Linked DNA regions of Homo sapiens: region 1 is linked to region 2. A link is a contact called in ENCODE Hi-C or POLR2A ChIA-PET data. All regions are on one chromosome and are shown on one strand. The core of a region is the stretch at or near the end of the contact, and the rest is flanking DNA. Distances in the headings are between cores, read along the strand shown.

Evidence for each region. Hi-C counts contacts between places; a loop is a spot of excess contacts on that map. ChIA-PET counts read pairs that join two places held with the same protein, here RNA polymerase II (POLR2A).
Region 1: a loop to region 2 is called in a map with no recorded cell type, with 2.0 times the contacts of the local background. The contact joins two enhancer-like sites. A Hi-C loop is called at or near these places in 1 of 37 single-sample maps with no recorded cell type. POLR2A ChIA-PET finds 5 or more read pairs at or near these places in 3 of 52 experiments (A549, GM10248 and WTC11).

Annotation. Positions count from the first base shown.
Region 1 is chr10:95,507,581-95,510,280 of GRCh38, reverse strand. The region is part of intron 1 of SORBS1 (sorbin and SH3 domain containing 1); the gene reads left to right. Among named protein-coding and RNA genes, the nearest start is that of SORBS1, 52 kb to the left of the region's middle. RefSeq lists an enhancer at 696-2,322. Within about 2 kb of position 1,367, at least 6 of the 41 ENCODE cell types and tissues checked have a DNase peak (open chromatin) inside an H3K27ac peak, as active enhancers do.
Region 2 is chr10:95,387,342-95,390,041 of GRCh38, reverse strand. All of the region lies in intron 15 of SORBS1 (sorbin and SH3 domain containing 1), which reads left to right. Among named protein-coding and RNA genes, the nearest start is that of PDLIM1, 98 kb to the right of the region's middle. Within about 2 kb of position 1,366, at least 12 of the 41 ENCODE cell types and tissues checked have a DNase peak (open chromatin) inside an H3K27ac peak, as active enhancers do.

The DNA of each region.
Region 1 (2,700 bases), core at 118-2,617, 120 kb before region 2:
GAGTTAAAGAAAATTGTCTGTATTGATACACGAATATACATATATGCATACATAAAAAGAGAAAAGGAAATACTTTCATATCATCCAGCAGTTTTTTTCTGGGTGGTAATTTTATGACTATTTTTTCTTTTTTTGGTGGGGGGAAGGGTGAGTTATTTTCTATCTTTTTAAAAACAGTGAACAGTATTACTTTAATCAGAAAAGGAGTTATTAAGATATAGTGCTCTGGTTGAAACATATGGATAAACAATATTTAAATACAGTATTATTATTTACCTAAAGTGTTATTTACTTTTTATAGCTTAAGTTTGGAAATGCATGCATTTAGTGTATATTAGCCCTTCCCCTGCTTTCTTCTAGCTTTTAAAATTTGTAATTTTTACCAGAGTTACACAGGCATAGAGTTTCAAGAATCCAATATTTCTACATGACTGCAGTCTCCGACACCGTCACCGTTAGCCCCCTGCTGCCCCGGTGGCAGCCACTTTAAAATCTTAGCTGATTCTTTTGATATTTACTTCCACATTTGATAGTAACCTGTATGTTTTACTACCTTTTGGACATCATCTGTTAACTTATCACCATGTAAGATGAAGATTTGGTTCTCTTTTCCTTTCCCTTCTCATCCTTGTTTTTTTTTTTTTTTTCTTCTTTTTTTTTGAGGAAGAAAAATCCTGTCTTCTCTGAAAATCTTGGGTGTCAGGCCTTATCCGAGAGGGACAAGGTTTCCTTATTTGGAATAATATGTGCATTCTTTGGCCTTTTGTGATTTTGCCAATAAGACTTTTAAAGTCTGCTCCAAAACTCTAAGTTATTGGCTTGAACTGGGCCATGTGTTGCTATGAGCTCTGTAGACCAAATAAAACCAGGGGATTGTCAGAATCTGGATTGAATTTAAGGCATCTCCTGGAGGTTGTTTTTTGGACCAAATTACAGATTACCAATTATTTTATCCTTTGCTTTGGTCATAAAAGTAAGAGTGTAGAGAAAATATACAACCCTAGTTCATTGTTTGCTGGCCTCTGGAAAACTTGGGGCAAGGGGGCGGTCCTAGAAGGTACCTTCCTTGAGCTCTCAGTTTCAGGAAACTCTCAAAAGACGGCTTCTGTTCATATTTGGTGATGTACAGGGTTTGTGAGGCAGTGTGTGGGGGACCCAGCTGGATTTGTATAAAGTCCCAAGAAGTGCTCCTTTTCCAGAAGGGCTGCTACAATCCAATCTCAGGAACGTGGACTGTTATCTGAGTTCTGACAGTTTCACTTTGTTCCCAGGGCCACCCCCAGTCACCTCCAAATTCTTTGTATAATTCCAGAGGCCATTCCTCTGGGCTTATCCTGCTTCCTCCACGCTGGTGAATAACTCCCACCTCCTGCCCTTTGTCTCTCTATTTATGGCCCTTCTGAGTTCTGGAGAAGACTTCACTGGGACTTACGTCAGTGAGCTTAACATCTTTCTCATTAATGAGGAATGAGAGAGAAGGCAACAGGACAATGCCCCCATGGCTTCCACTGTAAGAAAGTTGAAGACTGTGAATCTTAAAGTTATTAGAGCAGTTGGAAGCCACACGGTTTTAACAGTTCTACTTGTGTACCTCTGGCAATGAGGAACTCACTCTCTAGGAGCCACTCTTTCCATTGTTGGATAGCTCTTCTCATTGGAAAGCTCTTTCCCGCTGATCTGACATTCGTGTCTGGAACTTTCATCCATTTCAGAGGATAGGAGCATTCTTGACGGTACAGTTTGTCCAACCAGTCAACACATTACTCTTCCTTTTGTTCTGACATAAGTGGTATAAAATGAGGTAATAGATGCATTTTGAAAAAAGTAATGGCACTATACAAATGCAAGAAATGTTATTGATAGGCTTTTATGGCTTAGATGAGTCTGACTTGAACTTTCAGCATCATATACTCCATTAGTCGAGAACATTGCAGTGACCTTTTTTAGGAAGCAGTTTCCTGGAGATTTAATCAGTGTAGAAAAATACCATATTCAGCCTTTATTCCACAAAAGTGTCAAATATTTACATGTCTGAATAGTCTGGGCTGGGTGTGCCGGCTCACACCTGTAATCTCAGCACTTTGGGAGGCTGAGGTATGAGGATTGCTTGAGCCCAGGAGTTCAAGACCAGCTTGGGCAAAATGTTGAGATCCCATCTCTACAAAATACTAAAAAAATTAGCTGGGCGTGGTGTTGCACCCAGAAGTTTGAGGCTGCAGTGAGCTGTGATCATGCCACTGCACTCCAGCCTGGGCGACAGGGTGTGACTCTGTCTCAAAAAAAAAAAAAAAAAAAAAAGTCTGGGCCACTACTCTTTTGGCTTAGATGCCCTTTAATTTCTTCCTTTCGCTTTCCTTTTTTTTTTTTTTTTTTGATAGAGTCTCGCTCTGTCACCCAGGCTGGAGTGCAGTGGTATGATCTTGGCTCATTGCAACCTCTGCCTCCTTGACTCAAGTGATTCTTCTACCTCAGCCTCCCGAGTAGCTGGGATTACAGGCATGTGCCACCACACCTAGCTAATTTTTGTATTTTTAGTAGAGATGGGGTTTCGCCATGTTGGCCAGGCTGCTCGAACTTCTGATCTCAGGTGATCCGCCCTCCTTGACCTCCCAAAGTGCTGCAATTACAGGCGTGAGCCACCGTGCCTGGCTGCCCTTTAATTTCTATGTGTCCCGTTTTGTTTTTCACATATCTCCCTCT
Region 2 (2,700 bases), core at 117-2,616:
TTCTCAGGCACAGCTGTAGTTGAGTTAAAATAATTCTCTACTGGCCTTACAGGATTTGTAAGAATAGCTTTGTTTTGTTTGAGTTCAAGCAAATAATTCTATTGTGAAGATGCTTGGCCGGGATCTGTGCCTCCTGCCCCAGACTCCAGCCAGTACTGCCCAGGGGAGAGTCTGAGTCGTTCTCCTAATGAGAGCTTCCCAGGAGATCTCCGCCTAGCAAGTGCAAAAGGCATTGACTGGCCTGTGGGACAGTTAAGAAACGGTAGCAGTTACTCCCTTTCCACCTTCACGGCCCAGGAGTTCGATAGCAGATGAAGACGGTGAGTCTTCTTCTAACCCTATGGTTCTCCCAAACTTTCTCCTTTAACTTATTTTTTGCCCCACCTCATTCTCTTCTTCAGAGTTCTATTTTTTTCTCTGTGTCTTCTATAACTACTGTACACCCTATCCTGGTCTTTTTTTTTGCATTCTTTAGAACTTGATTGCCACATCTGTAATCCCAGCTACTCAGGAGGTCAGGGCAGGGGGATCACTTGAGCCCAGGATTTTGAGGCTGCAGTGAGCTACGATCACACCACTGTACTCCCTCCAGTCTGGGCAACAAAGTGAAACCCTGTCTCTTAAAAAAAAAAAGAACTTGATGGCCTTTAACTAAAACATAGACAGCTTTGTAATGCTTTCCCCCAAGCTCTCTGGGCTTCCTGACGTCCTTGCCCTTTTGTTTGTTCTTCCTTTCCCACCCCACCCAGACTCAGTACCCAACTCTACATCTGTGTCTTTTCCCCTGACTACTATTTTTGTTCATGGGGGTCATGTATGACTATCTTTACCCTTTTATCCTTTCTCTTCCTAAGTGTGGGGGGTAAAGCCAGAGGAGGATTTAGGTTGAGCAGTGGAAGAAAGATTGTGTCAAAAATGAGCCATTAATATTTGGAAAATTGTTTTAAGTTTAAAGGCCTGAGAAATGCATAAAATTGAAATTTAATTGATATAGGCAAGTGGTTATGCAAATGATTTTTGCCCATCCTCCCATTTTAGTCAGGCAATTTTTTAGAACAACTTTCAACAACTACTTTCTTCAGTTGTCTTTGAGATTTTTATAAATTAAAGAAAAAGAAACAGGAAAAAAAAGTGATTTGGAAGCTCATTTAAAGTCACTGTGGTTGAAAAGGCAATTATGTGGCTCCTGGCAGTTGTAGGAGAGTGGCTGTCCCCAAATCGAGCTACCAAGGACAGATTGCCAAAGCCCAAGAAGAATCATTGTGTAAACATTAGAGCTCAGCTGGACCTTCAGAGGCCTAAGTGAGTTGTTTACCCTGTGTAAATCCCATGCAGTGTTACAGCTTCCTGCAAATCACTGGCATAGGAAGGTCTGAGTGTTGCTGCCAAGGTTTGATGTCTGCTGCTTGGAGCTCTGAGGAGCACAATTAGCATGTGGTTCCACCATGAGCAGAAACCACAAGATTTCTGCACAGCTGAGCCCACTCTAGCATTGTTTTAAAGGGCCTTTGGAGAAATACTGAAGGCCGAGCTTCAGGTGCTAGGTAATAGACAATTTGAGAAACATTTCATTTAATGTGTCTTAACTATATTGAGCACACTTGTCCCATTTGGCTGGCTCTAGTGTGGAGAAATGCAGACATGCTCCTTACACTGTTTTCCCATTCCTTGGTATTTCTAACTGCATACCCATCATCCCCAGTGTTGACTTAGCCTCCCAGGAGAAGGCAGCAAGGAACAGCAACTATTAATAGAAGGTGTAGAGGCCGGGCAGTGGCTCATGCCTGTAATCTCAGCTCTTTGGGAGGCTGATGCGGGTGGATCACCTGCGGTCAGGAGTTCGAGACCAGCTTGACAAATATGGTGAAACCCCATCTCTACTAAAAATACAAAAACAAGCTGGGCGTGGTGGCAGGAGCTTGTAGTCCCAGCTACTCGGGAGGCTGTGACAGGAGAACTGCTTGAACCCGGGAGGCAAATGTTGCAGTGAGCCAAGATCGCACCACTGCACTCCAGCCTGGGCAACAGAGTGAGACTCTGTCTCAAAAAAAAAAAAAAAAGAAAAGATGTAGCAAGAGTGACTCAATGTTATCCATTGTCCCTGGAGACCAGCAAGAGGAAAACTAGAAATGTGAGGCAACTCAGAAAACTTGCTTAAACATCACTGAGGGCGAGGGGATGCAAAAATCGGGCAAAGGCTTCAGGGGCTGGAAATTGGCCTGGCCAGCAGTGCAGTGCATGCCTTGAGTTTCAAGACAGCATCTTTCTCTGCCTCTTCCATAATAACATGGTAATAGAATAGCCAGTCTTTCAGCTTTCCCAGGATTGGGCAGATGAAGCTGGGGTGAAAGAACACAGTAGGCATCTCTGTCACGGGGCTACTAGATGACATAGGGAAGTGGAATCTGAAAGACCTTAAATCCATTTCTGCTTTGTCTGTCTCACTCTGCAGCTAAGGGCAAATCTTCTCAACCTACTTGGGCTTTCATTTCCTTGTCTGTAAAATGAGGTATTTAGTTCCTCTTGGAGTTTTTTGCAAGGGTGAAGTGAGATGACGTTAGTAAATTACCAGCCATTGTTAGTCACTTAATACTGGGAGCTACAATTATTATTTTTATTCATAAGCTGAGGTAAAATATCCTTCCATTAGATTTACAAGACAAGCATCGAAAATTAAAATAATGGATTTTACAAGCCCTA